2 separate regions of the Homo sapiens genome follow, and region 2 is linked to region 1. A link is a loop called in an ENCODE intact Hi-C map of the cell type or tissue named here. Cell type or tissue: B cell. All regions are shown on one strand. Links, peaks and the distances in the headings refer to the core of each region. The heading gives the core; the rest is flanking DNA.

What was found. Hi-C counts contacts between places; a loop is a spot of excess contacts. Peaks named below come from ENCODE experiments on the same cell type or tissue, not always from the same donor. Only the 100,000 strongest peaks of a DNase experiment are listed, where the experiment ranks them.
Region 2: a loop joins it to region 1, with 6 times the contacts of the local background. A loop is called at or near these places in 2 of 110 quality-filtered maps.

Annotation. Positions count from the first base shown.
Region 1 is chr9:123,654,477-123,664,167 of GRCh38, reverse strand. The region is part of intron 8 of DENND1A (DENN domain containing 1A); the gene reads left to right. Among named protein-coding and RNA genes, the nearest start is that of MIR7150, 170 kb to the right of the region's middle. RefSeq lists an enhancer at 8,800-9,300. In B cell, for the core only: no CTCF peak of the experiment used is centred there; a DNase peak (open chromatin) is centred at 5,187; H3K4me3 peaks cover 773 bases; H3K27ac peaks cover 1,439 bases.
Region 2 is chr9:123,603,571-123,613,261 of GRCh38, reverse strand. DENND1A (DENN domain containing 1A) reads left to right here. Exons shown (of 24, transcript NM_001352964.2): 11 at 3,781-3,826. Among named protein-coding and RNA genes, the nearest start is that of MIR7150, 120 kb to the right of the region's middle. RefSeq lists enhancers at 4,753-4,802, 4,863-4,992. In B cell, for the core only: no CTCF peak of the experiment used is centred there; a DNase peak (open chromatin) is centred at 4,911; H3K4me3 peaks cover 872 bases; H3K27ac peaks cover 1,357 bases.

The DNA.
Region 1 (9,691 bases), core at 3,636-6,135:
AATCATAGGAAAGGTATGTATGTATGTGTATCACACAACAGCAAAAGAAAAATCAGGCATAATCTCCCATCTCAGAGATCTGTTTCTGAGTTTTTTCATCCTTCCTTTTTATGACATGTAGTTTTCAAAGTGTGCAACCGGGAACCCCAGTGTTGCTTTGGCAGCCCTGGAAGGCCTCACAGAGGTAGATGGCTAACTGATCAGAGCACTAGATCCCTGCTCCTATTTTATTCAGAGCAGGTTAGTTTCCACTGCTTACACTGGGGGTTGAGTAATACTTTGTTTGAGACAGAAGTATTCTTTTGGTTTTTTTTTTTTGTTGTTAAGTTTCAAAACTTACATTTTTAAAAGCACACAAAATGTACACACTTTATATCTGTTTTTCTTGTAACAATGTACGCTGAACATTTACCTGTGTCATTAAAAATTCTTTACAAATATTTTGTTGTAAAAGATTAATACTGATACATAGAGAAAAAAATGAAAGGCCCCCATTACCACCACCCCCTCCAACCCCAATCCCACTCTCCCTCCAACCCCAATCCCACTCTCCCTCCAGTGTTTGATGAAACCTTTCTCTAGGAATTTAGTGTTATGTGTAGCTATGAAGGAGGCTACTGAAGGATTATTTTAAAATGCCATGGGACATTTATAAGAATTGATCATGTACTAAATCACACCAAAAATTTCAAAATAGAGCATACTAAACTCTCACAGGTCACTCTTTTATGGCGGTGAACGAAAACTATAATAATAAATTAATTAAAGGTTTAAAAATATTCATCTATTTGAAATAGCAGTTGGATCAAAGATGATACAAATTGAAATTAGTTATTATTTAGAAATTAATGACAATGAGGACACTAAACAAGTACCTTAGGGATGTGGCCTGTGTGTGTTGTAGATGGTTTTTAAACATAAATATGATTCTATTCATACTTGTTTAGCAACTCATTTTTTAGTTTAATGTATTCTAAAAAGTGTTCATATCTACCTACTTCTTCCTTTTTAATGACATACTTATTTAGTGGTATTTTTACTCTTATGAAAGTAATGCATATTAATGGCTTAAAAACATGTAGTACTACATAGTTGTTGATGAAAACCAGCAATTTTCAAGTTGCCCAGCTACTTTCAAGTTTTTAGCAGCTGTGTTTCCCTCTGTATTTTTGAGTAACTTATTCATATTGCTAAATCTTATTTTTTTTCTGTTACAGATATCACTTATTGATTTTCCTATAGAAGATGAGAGTTTTGGTCTTTTACCACCTATAACACTCCCCACCCCGAAACACACAGAATAACGTTCTCTCAGTCACATATTTCCCCTCTCCCATTCTTTCTATACCTTTAGAAAATTTTTACATTAAATCAGAAGTTAATGTTTACATTTTAATGAGCATACTGAAGTAGTTAGTAGATTACCTTTCCTTTCTTATACAACTTTTTGTCACGTAAGCATTCTTGGGTTTCACATCTTCCTCATTCTTGATTTCACTCCCTCATTTTGGTGAGACATGCGCCAGTAGTTTTCTTGAGAAAGTGCTTGTTAGAGGCAACATTTTTAGACCTAGCATGACTAAAAATAACTCTCTTCTTCTTTTTTTGAGACAGTCTCGCTCTGTCATTCAGGCTGGAGTGCAGTGGCACAATCTCGGCTCACTGCAAACTCCACCTCCTGGGCTCAAGCGATTGTCCTGTCTCAGCCTCCCAAATAGTTGTGGCTACAGGTACACACCACCACACCTGGCTAATTTTTGTACATTTTAGTACAGATGGGGTTTCACCATGTTGGCCAGGCTGGTCTTGAACTCCTGACCTCAATTGATCCACCTGCCTTGGCCTCCCAAAGTGCTGGAATTACAAGTGTGAGTCCAGCCTCTTTATTCTTCTTTTGATAGTTTGACTGGGTATAGAACTCTAGGTTGGAAATTACTCTATCTTCCCAACTTTGAAGATGTTTCTCCACTGACTTCTAGCTTTGCTGTTGCAACTAAGAAGTCTCAGCCATTCCGATTCCTGTGATTTACTTATTGTAACCATCCTTTGGTGGTCCCTCCTGGTATCCTGAAATTGCAGTGATGCGCCTTGCTACGGGCCTGTTTTCATCTATTGTGCTGGGCACTTGGTGGTTCCATTTAATATGGAAACTCATGTCCTTTAGAGCTGAGAACTTTTCTTACATTATTTCTTTGAAAAAATATTCTTCATTTTTCTTTCTTTCTCTGGGGCCTCTATGATAGAATGTTAAAATATCCTGTGCTGATCCTCTAATTTTCTTGTTTTTTCTCTCCTATTTTCCATCTCTCTCTTTTCGTTTTCTCTCTACTTTCTTCAGCAAATCTTTCCATCTTTGGAAATTTACTTCTGCCATTATATTAATATTTTCACTCATCTGTGAGACTGTTATTTATAGATTTTAAAAAGTGTTCTTCTCCTCGTATTATTTTCCTGCTCAACATTCCTATCTTCTGTTTGTTTTATTCCTTAACTTTCACTGTAGAGCCTTTCCTCAAATGGCTGCCCCGTCACATTTAAGAGTGAGGCACTAAAAAGCTGGCTGAATGCTCTGTCAGTCATTTCTGGAGCTTGGAACTAGTGTGGCTATTTTGGGGGCAGTGGCCTCTCAAATATCAGTATCAGAATCTTTTTCTTTGGAGTTGGTCTGTTTTCTTTGCCTAGGTAGTGTATGCTTTATTATCAGTGTTCTGGAAGCTGAGTAGGAATGGTAGGTTATGACATGTCAGCATCTAATATGTATACCTTCGTTTAGTACTCATTTTCAGTGTAAGCCTTTATTGCCTGTCAAAGGCTTTATTGCCCGTCCTCAACTGTACCTGGTGTCACCAGGCCTTTCTGGTTCAGTTCTTCTAGAAAGTAAACACATATTCCTCTGGAGAGGTGTGGGAAAGTCTGTTAACTAGCTCATTGAGCTGGGAGAGGAGATCCTTGGGATTGAATTACTCCTATTTTTATTTGCACCCCGTCTCCTAGCCTTCAGAGATTCTGGGTGTCTCCAGTTCCTTTTTGGAATTCTTTTTGTGCTATGAGTTGGGCTGAATGCTCGGTGCTGTGCCTGCCCACCTTATCCGTAGCTTTAAGCTTTCCTTCTCAACCTCAGTCGCATGCTTGTCAGCTTGGGCCAGATCATTCTTTGTTGAATGGGGCTGTTTTATACATCGTAGGATATTTAGCAAGCATCTCTGGGCTCTACTCACTATATGATGGTAGCACATTCCCCTCCAGCTGTGACAACCAAAAATGTCCCCAGGCATTGCCAAATATCCCCTGGGGGACTAATGGCCCCAGCTTGAAAACCACTTCGTTAGTCACATCTGCTTTTTGGCTTTCAAAAATTTGATCTCTTTGTTCCATTACTAATTCTTCTCCTGTTTTTTGGCGTTTGTGCCTTTTAAAATTCTTTTACTTTGACTTTTTCTGGGAGGCTGGTATCAGGAGAGAGAAAAGATAAATGTATGTTTAATTCACTGTATTTAACTGTTTTAACTGTGCTTTTCCTACTAATAGACATTTACATTTTCTATAAATAATGTTATGATAAAAATGATTGCCTAGGTTAGGTTCATTAAAAAATTTTTTTTTTCTTTTAAGAATAAATAATTTCTTAAGAACTTCATTTTAAGGTACTTGGAAATTCTGATCATTTCTAATTTTTCAAAACCACAATTGAGATTAGGAAGTTTTTTTTTTTAAGTCTTCTCATAGCCTTACCTCCAAAGCCTGTCTGCACTGTATGCTACCTCTCCTGCCCCCACTATTTTAAAAATTTACATTCCTTCTGCTGGTTTTGCTACTAATGAACCAATTCCCTGTGCATGACCCATTGTCCCTAAATCCTCCTTTGCAAACCAGTAAAAGGCTAGCGTTGTTTGTTTCTAAGCAGAATGGTGATACCAATCTGCCAGACTCCTACCGTACATGCTTCCACTTTAATCCTTAGAGCTACTCCGAAAGGGGTAGACCTGAGCCCCGTTTTAGACAGGGAGCCCAGAGCTCACAGAGCTGAGGTGGCAAGGTCTGCTCGTAAGCACAGTGTAGCGACCCAGGTTTGTAAGCTTTTGTTCCTGTTGTACCCCACTGCCTCCCTGGAATTGATGTGTTCTATTCATGAGGAAAAAAAGAAAAGAAATGTTTTTTTAAATATATAGCAAATTACAAAATGAAGCAGGAAAGCCTTTCCTCTAAGGAGAATCTGAACTTTTGTAGGACCAATTTATGTGGTTTTTGACACAGAATCACTGTTGAGCTCTAGCAGTGTTGAAATTTGCATATTAATCTCTTGATGATTTTTCAAGGATTAATTTAAAATTACTAAATTGCTGCATTGCAAATTGAAACAAGCAGTAACTGTGGGGTTGTTAATCCTTTATGATCTGGTGTAGTGGAAAGAACATGAATTTTAGAGACAACCAGACTCTGGGCTTTGCTACCCTGGGACTTTGGGGCAATGTACTTATACTCTTGGAGCCTCTAGGTCCTTATCTACAAAAGGAAAATGTGAGAAACTCATGAAGTATTAAATGTAGCGTTCCAAGGACAATGTCTGGTTTGATGGAGATGCTGCTTTCAATGGTCTGTTTCTTTTTCTCCTTTTCTTGGCTCTCCCAGAATTCTAGTCTTAACCTCCCTTGAGATCTGAGTTGTGGCTGAGGGCTGAAGAACATTATTCTTGGAGCACATCTTTTCTAGATTTTTTTCATATTCATGGTTATGGAGATTAATTCTCTTCCTTTTATGGGGCATATATTTCATGGGGCCTTGAAAGTGTCTTAGCAGGCCCTTTTCACACCAGAATGTCTGAAGCTTGGAACTGGTGTGGCAGATGGAGCCCAGGGCTCCGCTGCCTGTAATATAGATGGTTTGTAAATATTTATTGATTATCTCCTCTAAGGAACATAAGCAACAAAAAGGATAAATAGGCTTTGGGATGTGGAACTTAATAATGTTCTATCACCAGATAATCCTGTTCTCCTGGACAGCTTCAGAGAAGTGTTAGTGTGCAAAAAGAGAGGAAGGAGCTGGTATTTATTGAGCATCCACTGTGGATCAGATCGGGCACTGTTTGTTATGTTATGAAATCTTCACAACAGCCTTATAGTATGGTTGTTATCTCTGTTCTGGAGAGGAAATGAAGCCCAGAGAAGTGAGGTAACTTGCCAAACCAGGAAGTGCTAAAACCAGGATTCACCCTTCAGTGGGTATGATCTGAGCATTGAGATGCTGCCTGGTCTGGGCCCTGGCTCCGTGGCTCTCTCTGCCCATCTAAGAAATTGCTCATCATATGTGTAAGTTATATAATTAATTGAATGAACGTTTGGTAAAATGTCCTCTCTCCTTCTCTAAGGACAGGGATCAGTATTTTTTTTCACAGTAGCACTGTACCCAGAACAGAATAGATGCCCAATATGTATTTATTGACTGAACGAATGACTGAATGAATGAATGAACATGTAGCCACCCCCAGGAGAAGAAAAAAGAACAATTCCTTTCAGTTGGCTTTTGGGCCAATTTGTCTGCAAGACATTAATGAAAAGCAAACTTAAAAAATTAATTCTTTTCCCTTTCAGATCCCCATTGAAGTTAATTCTCATTATTTCTACAATTTCTTTGTAAAAATATTTTCTTTCTTTTCACTGAAAAACTATCACTCTGTAATTGCTCATCAGGGTTTTCTCTGTCTATCAAGATAACACATGTAGGAGTGAATTTTATGCAGGCAATAATTAAATGAGCATAAATCTTTATAAATTTTAAACAGTTGACCTGCATTTAAAAAAAAGTCACAGATCATGAACAGTTATGTAGTAATAATTACATTGTAAACCAGCTATATAAAGGATTTTTTTTTAGTGTCCAGGTTTTGAAGTTTACTTTTGATTAATGGATAATCATATAGACCTTCATTTGGAATATTAAACAAACCTGTCTTAATTATCTCGTTGGTGTCATACCAAGTGGTTAATGATGCGAGGAAAGCAGTTAGAATGGACAGTTACATATAACATTGCCCAGACTCCACTTTGTCAAAAGATGCGCCATGATATAGAAAAGATTTATGAACTCATCATGACTTTCAAACATAAACAAAGTTGAAGTGGTAGTAGAAGACCTATTATCAAGAACTGCGATTATAGAGAATTCCATTGTTGCTCTTAAGAGTTGTCAGGTAATTGTTTATTCTAATGGTTTTTCTATTCACATGGAGGGATGAAAGTTGACCTCTGAGTAAACTCTGCTTTCCTTTCTAGAATACTCTTCTCTGATTTGATTGCTTATGTGAATTTCTGGGATTCTTTCTTAAGCAGATTGTTTTATAATCCAAATTTATAATTCCCTTTAAAGAATCCCTCCCAACTAAGGTTACCTAAATTCTTAAAAAAAAAAAATCAGTTGAGGGTTTTAAAAATTTTTATTATGGTAAAATAATTTGAATAGGAGTTATTTCAGTAAACAAGACCCACTGACAAAACCAAGCCTCTTGCCTTGGAAGCTGCCTTCAGACACAAGACAGTAGGTCTTTATCATGTGTACCATGTATGAAGTGGAAAGTCACAAAGACTAATAAAATGACAGACAGTGGGGCGGACTAGCATCTGTTTCGAAGGCTCCAAGGAGTACCCAGCTTAGAGTCAGTTCTTTGGTTTGAGGATTATCTCATTTCCCTAAGGTATTGAACCTAAGACGCTTTCTCTCTAAGCCCCACTATATCCCCTCCCATCCCCACCCCACTCCAACTCCCCCCATCGCCACCACCCCCACCTGCTTCGTAACCTCAGGCATGGATCACAGTGAGCCTCAAGTCCCCAGCCACCTGGATTGGTGCAGGAGCCAGCAGGGACAGCTAGAAGGGAGCAGCCATTATAAGGCTTCTCCTGGGAGGATGGGGGTTTTGCCAGGTGCCATTCCCTTTCTCTTTGTCTGGATTTAGAGCCACAGGGGGTTCGCACTTGACCTGACGCTTACCAACGTTTCTTTGCAGAGATGAGAAGTGGGAGCCAAGAGTCTAAGGAGCTTGTGCGTTGCAGGCTTCTTCTGAAGTGCACCTTGCAGGCTGCTCTGTCCAGAGACCTTCCTCAGATTTGAGCCCTTTCCAGCCTGGGTGGGGGATAGCTTTGTAGCTGTGCTACCCAGCCCTAGAGAGTGTGGCCAGAAGAGATGCTAGGTGGAGAGGCACATGCTCATGGGGACATAAATGTATGTGTAACTGAAATAATGTTTAAACTCCATGAGTAGGAAAGGAATATCCTCAAGCCTAAAAACTTACTGGCACTAAGAAAACCGAGACCTTTTGAGCACAGAAACTGGGAACTAGTCCTTGAAGCAAGGTTTTCCTTTCCAAGTAGGTGAGTCACACAGAGAAGTAATTGGCAGAGAATGAAGAAAGTGGTTACTTAGGCTCAGCCATGGTGGCATTACAGCCCAGGACACTAAGCCTAGGAAGAGGTGGCCAGGGACACCATGTTTGACAGAAATTATGGTGCTTTAGAAGGAGGATTTATCCTTTATTAAAAGAATGGACTCTCCCTTTAAAAACCTATTTGGGCAAGTAGACTAGTATGGTGCATAGTAATCTAGAAGTCCAGGGGTCACTTGAGATTTTTTTCTCCTTCCCTCCCCAAGTCTAATTCATCGTCAAGTCCTGTGATTCTACTTTATGGATATCCCTGACATCTACACCCAAAGCTTTTGTCTGAATTGGTTTTCTAATGTATATTTTAATCATTTCTTTCCCAGAATATGGCAGCAGCCTGTTAGTTGACTGTCCTGCCTCCTGTTTGCCCTCTTATCTGTCCTCCACAGAGTCTCTAGGAAGATTTTTCTGAAACACAAATAGGGTCATGTCAGGATCCTTCAGCACTGCCCTGTCCCTAGCTCCCCTGCCCCCTGCTCTCCCTCCCCGCCCTGCCTCTCACTCTCTTCCCTGCGTGTGCGCTCCTCTCCCCACCCTGTCTTTGCCTCTGCCTGGAATATGCTTCTTCCCTGGTCCACTGAGTGAACCCCTGTTTGGAGGCCCAGACCAAATGTCTTCTCTGTCACACTTTCTCCAGCCTTCCCCTGCATATCCGTCAAGGGGAGTGAGGCTTCTCAGCCATGCCTGGAGTGTAGCCTCAACCACGGTATGTTGCATACTGGATTTCTGAGTCTAATGTCCCTCCCACCCCAGAGTAAGCAGGAAGATGGAGATCACAGTTAGTTTATCTCTGCAGGCCTAGCTCCCAGGAGGGTGCTAGGCACATAGTAGGAGTTAAATAAGTGTGTGTTGATTGCCTGATTATAGGAGATAGAAATGAGAGGATGAGGATTTAGTCTGCAGGAGAAGCAAAGTGCTGGGAGAGTGGCTTATCTTGTGTCTTTTATCAGCAGAAGCTCATAACGTGTTCTGGCTGTAGTCTTGACTGAGGACAGCCTGCCGCGGAAGTCCTCCCTTCTATCCTCTGATCTTACCCATCGGAGAAATATGCTTGGCCTGGCTGTGAAATGAACACATGCTTCTGTGTACAGCCCTCACCCCAGTTACCTGATAAACCACTAATTTATTTACATTTTTAATACATGTAGCCACAGCTACCATGAAAAGTCACCCCTCCCTCCCTCCGCCATTCCCAGTTACTTACCGGTCTTTGTGTAGCTTCCAGTGGCAGTTCTTTTTCTGCGGGTTCTTCACCATTACTGAGTAATCAATTGCTTCATCTGGCTCAGAGCCAGGTTTTCTGGAGTCACATGCTACGTTCTTCCTAATGTCCCACCTGGTCCATCTTCTGGGCTGGTGCATTCCTCACTGCACTGTTCTCGCCTGAGTGAGGGACCAGCACCCTCAGCCATTGCTTCCTCCGTGCACCGAGCTTGCTGTCATCAAACTGCTGGATGATGGGAGAAGCAGCTTCACCTAACAGGACCCCGTCTCGTGGCAAAAACATACTTAAAACTGAGTTACTGTAAGATGGGGACAATGGAAGCATACAGGAGAACTTGACAAATGAATTGAGGAAGTCTCCCGGGAGGAGGTGACATTGGAGCTGGGCCTTGAAAAGTAAGCGGGTGTCCTCAAGGAAGAGTGGGGCATTCGAGGCAGAGGACACAGCAGGAGTAATTACAATTTCCAGGTATTTCACTCAATTGTCTCTCAGGACATGGCAGGCCTGAGAGAGTAAGGATTGGTGTGGCTGGGGGAGGGAGATTCCTGACTCCATGGGGCGTGCTTCTGAACTGAGGCTTGATGGGAACTGCGAGTGCTCCCTGCAGCTGCTCCTGGGGCCCCGCTCTGCCCCACAGGTGCTCCCACGGCTGAGCGAGGTTCCCAGGGCTGTTGGCACTCCCACCCACTCCCACCCGCTCAGGCGGGTGGCATCCCAGAAGGAAAGAGGCAGGGGAGGAAGCAGATAAGAAAGACAGCTTCTGTTTAGACACAAATATCTTGGTAATCAGCACAGATGGGATGAGAAATACCAAAAAAAGTACATGACAGTTTAGAGAGAATTTGGCTAAATGTTACGTATTTTTAACATACCTGTGTAGAGTTTTTGGAACAAGCACCTGAGTCCCTCAGAATCTGATTGGAGATGGGGGACATGCCTCAATCAAATGGTGTTTTTATTTCAGAAATGTTTCCTTCCCATCCACAAAAGTATCCTTGTGATTTTTTTTTCTCCCACCAAAATAAGGCGCAGGA
Region 2 (9,691 bases), core at 3,426-5,925, 51 kb after region 1:
AAGTGATCAGAAAGTCATGAACCATTGTTTCATTGATAGTTTTTCCGTTATTGGTGGTACATTAGAAAGGAAAGGCACCCTCCTGACGAGAGTGATGAGCAACCCTCCTGAACTCAGTGGAGTATCCGGGAGACAAGAGTGTGCTTGGGAGTCAGAAATCCATGTGTAGAGATGGTGTGTGCCTGTCAAGCACCTCCCATTCCTCATGGCATCTTGACCATTCTTACCAGCAGTTTACCAGGTATCCTAGAGCGGGTATGCTACAGAACCAGGGCTGGAACAAGAAACCATTCTGTGGGTAATAGGAGAGTGGGTCCAATGGTGCCAGCCATGCCAGGGGCTCAGAGAAAACCCTACCATGTGCTGCTGCTGTGCCAGGTACGTCAGAGGTTGTCTCTAATCTCTACAACAATCCTGAAAGATTTCTACTAGGCCAGGTACTGCCTTATTGGAGAATGCTTTGCTAGGATATAACAAAAGATAAGAAACAGCCCTGTCCTTTAATTTTTAGTAATTCGGTGTCTAGGAATTCATGCAACATGAAGGTGTTCATTTTTATCACAGTGATACTTATAGAAAATTGGAAGCAACTTAATGTCTACTCTAGGGATAGCATTCGATAAATTATGATACATCCATATTTGGTGGAATATTATGCAGTCTTTAATAATCACAAAAATTATAGAACAATCTGGGAAATGTTCATGTAGCCAATGAGAAAATAAAACAATGTATGCACTTTATAATTTCAAAGATATAAAGCTGTTAATGTGAGCCAGTATTAGAAAGGAATGCAAAAGAAAAAGTAATTGTGTTAGGATAATATAATCATGGGTAGGTGTTTTTCTCCCCAAACATTTCTTTTAAAAATAAAAAGACAAAGAAGAGGTTCCAAGAAACTGAGTCAGTAGCTACAATAATTATTGAGATACAGTGAGAATAGAAATTGTTTTCAGACTGTACCTAGAATTACCCAATTGGATAAGTACCACATTGAGATGTTCAGGAAATTCTGGGTTTCTTTTTCTTCCCTCTCCCTCTCACCACTTGGAATTCGTAATTATATATTTGCAGAGCAAACATGCAGTAGATTCAGGGAAGTATCTGAGGCTTGATACGTAAATGATGACAATGTAAAAGGTATTTGTCCAAATTTGCATTCATACAAAACATGGAGCTGCTATGATTTCAGAATAAATGTGTTTTAAATATTTTCTAAATACAGAGCTGTTGCAGTTCTAACAATACTTGGCTAAGAAAACTACATTTCTGCGATAGGCCATAATTACTCTTTGGATAATTATTGGGCTTTAAAAAATGCCTATCTAAAGATACTTGAAGAATGAGTTCCATTTTGCCCTTTCTTGCCTCTTCAGTCTCTTCCATGAGGTCCCTTTTTCCTTTCAGGGTATCATTGATTTTTATTGTAGGACAAAAGGGTGTAGCATTAAAGTCTACATACATAAGATCCTATGGTTAAGTTATACAGAGGGGTTTTGCTATACATATTTATTTTCAACCGTTTGAATGTCTTTTTCTGTATATTAACTCATTTGTTGGAATTTCAGTTCTACAATTCTGGTTAAAACCCATGGTCACTGGTCAATTGCATGATTAAATGTAGGAGATGGGAAGGGTGATAAGATTTAGTTAAATATTATGGATTTGTGCTTTCTCCCTTCTATGTGTTAGGCTGTGCTTCTGGTCACATTAATAAGTGGCCATTTTTCTGGAATTTGTACTCTTCCTGCTTCCTTTCATTACATTAGGCAAGGTTCCACTAGATGAGACATTTGCAGTCTTAAGACTTCCTGCCAGGGTTCAGACTTTGTATTTTTGACATTGAAGCTGTCGTGTTCCTGAAGCTACTTAATTAGAAACACATTCATTTCAGTGTACACTGGAAAAAGCTTGGACAGCAGAGCCAGGCACACTGGGAAGTTTGAGCATTTGTGTAGCTGGCAGCTAAACTAATGGTTTACAGTTTAAGGGGAAAAAAAATATCACAGGGCATTTCCTTGCCCCTAGAAGCAAAGAGAAGCTGAATACACACAGCAGATACCTAAAAAAAAGAAGAAGAAGAAGAAGAAAAGACAACTCCACTTTCACTGCAATTGTGTGTATAGTTCTTTCTTTAGCTATTATCAAATACAAAAGTCTTCTAGAATAGTTAGCAAACTGAGCTGCTAATATTCAAGTCTGTTTTACATGTTCCCAAGACATATTATATTACTGCTGAGATCTGTAGTAAGGAGGACATTTTATATTCTGGGGAAAGAAAGGATTTTTGCTTGAATTTTATTTGTTGAATGGTAATGAGGGAATTGTGTCCTTTCTTATTTTTAAATGTTTGAGCAATTTAAAAATATACATGTGATGTTTAGAAACCTCCCTTGCCTATCCATTGCTTTCAGGATAAAGCCTAAACTCCTTAGTATTCAGTTGGAAGCAAACCTCTCCTGTCTCATTACTTACCACTCCTTGTTTCTCCAACTTTGTCCCCAAAGAGCCATTCTTGTCCATCCACCTCTACTCTACCAGCTGCCCCAGAAGAAAAGTACCTGTTCACCCCAGTCTGAGTCAGGTGTCTTTTCTCTAGGTTCACAAAATACCATCTGCACATTTCATAGACTATATCCCATACTACAGAGACAGATGGAAAAGTTGCCAATCACACCCTTCCTCGCTATCCCTTGACCTCCTTCCCCTAACCCAAAGGAAAGCATTGCATGGGGAGTGAGCTTGGGGATTTCAGGTTCTATATTACAAAGTCAGTGTGGCACAAAGGAAGAAATGCATACTTGGGAATCAAATCCCAGGTCTACCACTGACTTTGTTTTGTGGTATTAGGTAAGTGATTTAACTAACCTCTTTAGGCCTAGTCCCTTCTCTGTAAAATGGGTATTGTATCTATGGGTATTGCAAAGTTGTTATGTGGATTAGAATAGATGAATTTAAAGTTCCTCATATAATGTCTAGCACATTTGTTATTGGTAGGTAACATAAATGATAATGTATACACACACACACATACACACCGACCCCTGAAATCAACGGCAGGACCGGTGTATCCAAAATGCCCAGGTTTTAAACCCATTGGAGTTTAGTTCTCATGCCTTTGCTCAGTCACTGACTTAGGCAACCCGTGGCTCCGTGAATGAAGCAGTTGGCAGAGGCTTTCTGAATTATAGTGTCATGGGATGGCATGTGTGCAACTGGGGAGGAGATGCTTGCTGGCAGCTCTCCAAGTACTTTGTCCAATCAGAATGGACAGTTAGATCACATCTCTTGATGACAGAGGAAGCAGCAAATACAAAATATTCTTCTTTGAAACACATTATGCCCTTCATCCAACCTTAACTGCTTTTTCTGTTGTAATCATGGCAATAATCGTTCCCATCTGTATTAGAACTCTGCTGATCATTTAACGTATATTTTCTTTGATTCTAGTAACAACGTGCTGGCTGGAATCCAGGATTCCATTTTAAAGATAAGGCAACTGAGGCTGTGCAGTTGCAGAGCCGCTCTTTAGGGGCTAATATCAAGGTTGATGCTCTTCCTGCTACCCATGCTGTTTCCAATGCTGCCCACGTTTTGAAATTCTTCTGAAGTTTCTAGGCTTGGGAACAAAATGTCATATTAGGATTTTTGTTGTGAAAGGAAATGTAACTATGCATACGTTTATTAAAACAGTTTTTCTCCAAATAGTGAACCATCTGTAATTTTCTGTCAGAAGCAACAGACATTAAAGCAGCTGTGTGTCTCTGTTTCTCTTCACAGTGCTCCCATGCCCTACCTCATAGGAATCCATTTAAGTTTAATGGAGGTAAGTTGGCTTCTTTCCTCCCCAGATGGCTCTACCTGGGGCTTTGTTTCATTGTGTGGCGGTGGAGAGACCCAGTCTCAGCAGTCACAGCTCTGCACGTGGGAGCATGCTGAAGCAGCACCTCCCAGCGTACAGAGCTGAGCGTTCGGTTTGGACGCCGTGCACTGGGCTCTGTTTTCAGGGTTTTCCCACTTTGCCGAGAGACTGTGGATTTTCATGGGTTGAGGGAATGAGAGTCAAGGAGGCAGGAGGAAAGGGTTCTTTAAGGGTTTGAACGAGGGAAGGGAAATGATTTGCTTTTCAAAATGTTTGTTCTAATCGCTATAGCAATATTGCATTCTTCATTGTAGTAAATGTGATATAAAATGTATATAGAATCATGAAGAAGGAAATTAAAATTATGCACAATGCCATTATTCCAGATTGAACCATTGTTAGCATTTTACTAATCTCCCTCTTGGTCTTTAGTCTCTAAATATATGTTTTGTATAAATATGTATAATTGATATACTTTATAATTTTGTGTCTTTATTTTAATTAACATGGCTTGGGAATCTCTACATGTTTTTATCTACTCTCAGTAATAATTTTTAATTTGCCACCTATCATTCCCACTATTTGGATATACCACAACGTAACTGTTTTCCTACTGTTGGACACTGAGGTTGTTTATAATTTTTCACTATTATAAATAGCATTTCAGTGAACATCTTTATGCATAAGGCTTTATCTGCATTTTGCCTCATTTCCCTAGCATAGAACCCCTAAAGTAGAAATGCTTGGTCAAAGCTATGCATCGGATGCCAGATTGCTTTCTGTATGGCTGTACCAATTAGATAGCAATTCTTTTAAAGGACTTTTCTGTGCTTTTGTAAGTGTCATTAGTTTGTAGACATGTACCCTAAGCCCTTTCCTCCTCAGGAGAGAGTTTTAATTTGTACTAGAGCAAAATGAGGCGTGGGGAGGGTGCTTGCCTGTGTTGCACAGGAGATAAGCTCTCAGAGGGAAAATCTACAGCCATGTCCGTCTGCGGTGGTGCTTTGCATGTCTTGAAGGAAGTGCTACTTCTCTTCTTCTGTTCCCTTCATTTCACGTCGACGAGGACCACCTGCTTCACTAACTGTTGCACACTGTGCTATTGTGCTTACGAAAATGAAAGAAGTTGGTTATCGAAAAACCTGTTTGTTTGACATTGAGAATCTTGATCAAAATAGACCACAGAAATCTGCTCAAATTTCTAATTTGACAGGCCGGCCATGTGGCTCCTACATTCTGTTAACAGTTCCTCCTTGTCATCACCCAGCCCTAAGCACATACAGTACACAGTTTATGGACTATCTGGGATGATGTATTTAGATCAGATTGAAGAGATTTCTTCTGTGTTTTACCTTTGTTTGTCAAGTTTGGGGGTCTATTCAAAGCTCCCGTATGAAAAATTGAAATTCAAAGTAAATACTTACCAATGGACCGTTAGTGCCAATTGCTGTAGAGTTTGAAACACTAATATAACGACTATTTGGTCTATCGGAGTCCACAGTTCCCTCCCGCTTGCCTCTCCTCCTGCCTTCCAGACTGCTCCAGCACAGGCTTTTTCAGATTCCTTTTTATGTCCCAGCGCCTCAGCATTCTCCAAGTTTCTAGTTTTGTCTTTCTCTTCTTTTCTATGTGCCCTCTAGTCACCTTGTTTAAGGCCTCTTGCTTCAGCTACCAGGTCAATGTCAATGACTCAGCTGGGGTTCTAATGCTGGTCTGCCTCTCTCTGAGCTTCAGGTCCAAAGTTTAAAGTGCCAGTTGGATTTCACCTGGATGTACTACGGATGTCTCCCCCAGTCTTCCCCAAACAATTTATTGTCTGCACACACACACACACACACACACACACACACACTCTCTCTCTCTCTCTCTCTCTCTCTCTGTGTGTGTGTGTGTGTGTGTGTGTGTGTGTGTCTCTCTCTCTGTGTCTCTCTCTCTCTCTCTAAGCCACTCCACTCCCCTTCCACTGTTCCTGGTCCCTGTGAATGGCACTACTGCCTTCAATGGCACCTAAGTGGAACACACTGATCATGGCTGAATGCTCTTCTTCCTCATCCTCTCTAAATACTCACAAAGCTCCAAAACGTCTCTCGCCCTGTTCTTTCCTCACTGCCTTCATTGACACTTTGCTTTCTTGGATTCTTGCAAAAGCCTTATTCATTTGATAAACAACATGAGGGTCTCTTATGTTCCAAGCATTTTGCTAGGTCCTGGAGGTATGGAGATGAATATAAAGTTCAGTGCATAGTCACAACATTGCATGGGTTGCCCTCCAGCTGGTCACTTGATAACCATGGGCTACATAATACTTGAGGAGGAGCCTTCCAGCCTCCCCTACACAGTCCCTGGGTTCTGCACAGTCTCTCCACTACTGTCAAGCCTTCTGGCTGGTCACTGACCCATGTTAGCTTGTGCTCCTGCTGATCCCTAAACATATCCACATTCCCAACCCTCTGCATGCATCAGCCCTGCCCTTCTCCACCTCTTCCAAGAAGTCCTCCTGCTCTGTTTTCTTCTTTCACTTATGGTGCCTCTTGCTCTGAATAATAGCTGTTTGCTTCCTTGTTCCTCTCCATCATCCCCTGGAGCATGACTTCTTTGGGAACAAGGACTGTTCCCATTCACTGTGGTGTCCTCAGCACCTAACAGGATGCCACACAGGTGATATTCTCTGAGCAAATGCTTTGTGAAAAGAAGCGTTGAGTGAATGCTTGGAAAGCTGTAATTGGGAGCACATTTAGAAGCCCTCTAATAGGCATCACTGTTTTCAGGCAACCCAATGCCATAATTTTACTTACAGGTGCGGGAAGTGAATTTTTTACTTTTTATATAATTGTAAGTAATTTAAAATAAGGCCTTTTGTAGTAAAACATGCAGTGTAAAATATGCGTACATTTTGCAGCTGAAACTTGAGACAGAGTTTTGCACTTACATGAATGGGTGCAGGTCTCTTCTGCTCAGCCTTTGAAGGGCGTTAAGGGAGAAGGCTTAGGAAGCACTGGCCCAGATAGATCTTAGCCCTGCTGATTGACGGAGGCTGGGGAGGAGTTTGCTGTGCTGAACTCCTGTGTAGTCAGCACAAAAATAAAAACAAAAATGGGAGTTGTCCCACTCTTGAAACCAGCCAAGACACTTTATGAACAAAGAAGTGTTTCCTGAGTGTGTAGGGCAGCCGTGAACTACTGAATCTTAGAATTCAGTCTCCTGACCTCCTCCCTGGAATTTCAGCTCAGATTCCGAGTGCTCTAGTTGTGCTTTCTGATGGGGCTTATCTAGTTCGATTGTACCCTTCAGGTGAAAGGGATACTCCTTCTGCGGTTTCTTGCAGGAACCTGTAGCTCAGACCTGGGGCCAAAGGAAAGCCGTTTACGGAAGGTGCTCAGGAAGGCCCATCTCCTCTCGCTACACTAGTTTTCTTACTGGCAATTCAGCAAAAGGCTTATTTTTGACTGTCTTGTTATTTTTTCTTGAAAGCTATAGGCACCTTATTATGCCTTTGCATATGTGCCAGAATTTTTTAAACTTCAAATGAATGTGGCAGATGTTCATAAAAGTTTAGAAAAAGCTACCATAGGAAGACTTTTTAACCATTTTTATGACACTCAAATTTGTTGCACAAAAAGAAATATAAATTACAAACTTGCATTGTTATTTTTAAAAAGGTTATTTTGGGGAAAGACCTAATTCTGGTTCATGCTCTTACAGGATGCCATTAAATGATAACCTAGTCACCTTACAGAGTCCGCCTTCCTCCCAAAGTGACAAGTGTATACCTGATCGCCATTCTTCTCTCTCCTTCTGCCTGTTTATAGTTTCTCTCTCATTTAAGCAATCTGAGGCTAGTGGCATGTTAGCAGAATAGCCAAGGGTATTGGCATAGACCTAGTTTCTTCTTGGAGAGAATGATCATGCTAGCTGGCAGCTAGGAAATCCCAAAACACGGCCAGATTCCACAGTGACTGTCCTTTCATTCAAGCGATCTCAATTTAGCTCAAGAGACATTTATGCAGCCCCTCTTCTGTGCCATCTCTGGTAGCAGGTGCCAGGTCATGTCTGGTCGATGGTGCTTCTCCTGTTTGATAAATGAAGACCTTCCTCCTCAAGCCTCACAAACAATGCTTTGTGTACAGACCTCAGAGTGACATGAGGGATGCATCCAGAAGGTATTTTCTATCCTTCTTGGTGGTGGGATGGTCAGGAAGGAGAAGGGAAAGGTGACAGCAATGACAGTTCCAGACAGAGGATCCGGTGGCTTGTAAATGAAGTTCCACCCATACACAGGGGCAGTGAAGTAGAGCAGTTAGAATGTGACACCTCTACTTCCTGCTTACTTGATCGTGGGCAAGGTAATTGACCTCTGAGTCTCTATTTTCTCACCTGTAAACTGAGGATAATGGCTGTGTCTCCCTTATGGGATCACTGGGAGGATCCAGTGAGATAATGCCTATCAGATGCCCAGCACAGTTCCTGCACATAAAGAGCTCAACAAAGGTCAGCAATCCTTGCTGGTTTTACTTCTTTAGTGGCCTTCAAGCCGTTTCCATTGTTAAGCTGATGGCTTTGAAACTGTGTTTTAGGAGCTCTTGGGTTCCCAGGATCATCATCCTCATGTCCTAGGGAAAGACAGTTTCAACACAATTGGTTTGTGCCTGCCTCGTTTTCTCCTGGTCTGCAATGCAGAGGCACGGTACCAGGCTTGGGAGTGACACTTCTGTAGAATTTGACAAATGTACTTCCAAACCCCTGCTTGACCACTTCCCTGCTGTGCTAACTCCAGCCATGATACTACATCTTTCTGTATCTTGCTTTCTTCCTAAGAGCTGAGTCCTGTATATGGACAGCATATCCCAGTGTCTGGCATGTGGTGGGGACACAATATACATTCCTTTCTGCAACAGAGTTTTGAGAGCTTTCTGTGTACGGGGCACCATGTTTATACTAGGGGCTCTGTATAAAAATGGCAAATGTGATATAATATCCACCTTCACAGGATTGTGTGTAGACCAGATGCAGAAAAATATAAAGTAATTGTAGTGAATTTGGGATGCTGTAGGCTCTGGGAGGAGAGATGCTGACCCTAGCCTTGAGAATAATGCTTCTCAGAGGAAGAGAATGCCCACACTGAAACCTAGTAGATAAATAGAAGAATTAGATAAACCAGGGAGCAGAGAGCAGCATCTGCAAAGACTTAGGTGTAGGCAAAGGGGGCTTTCCAGGAGATATGAGTAGTTCAGCCTCCGATAGGAGCATGAGCTGAGGTAAGCAGGCCAGGCCCAGCCCATCCAGGGCCTTGGAGGCTGCAGTAAAGAGTTTGAACTTTATAGGGCAATGGAGAGCCATTGAAGGGTGTAAATAGAGGAGGGACATGGTCAGGCCTTCTCCTTCTGGGCCATTAGAAACACAGTCCTTCCGTATAAAATGCTTGGAAACCACTTAACCATGTTAATAAAGTAAATTGATATTTGCAAAGATCAAGGTAATTCTTTAGGAAATTACACATCAAAAACATGTACATAAAATTCAGATGGGTCAGTGTCCCAAACCTGAGCTTCTTTGCTACCAAGCTGTGACAGAGGTGTTTGTAGTGATGGCTTTCTTCGAAGTATTAGCACCACTTTTACTAGATTGTGTCTTTTCTTCTATGTTTTCAAGTACTTTTTATGAATTAGTTACTTTTTCTACACCTCAGTTTAAGGGTATGAATGTATTTTATGTACTATGTGGTAGTTCAAGGCAGTAGGTGCAGGGGGAGTGAGACCCAGGGACCAGTTGGGGGGCCCCCAGCTGCTTCTCCCCTCTAATGCAGTTTCAAGAGGCGTGTGATGGGTGCAT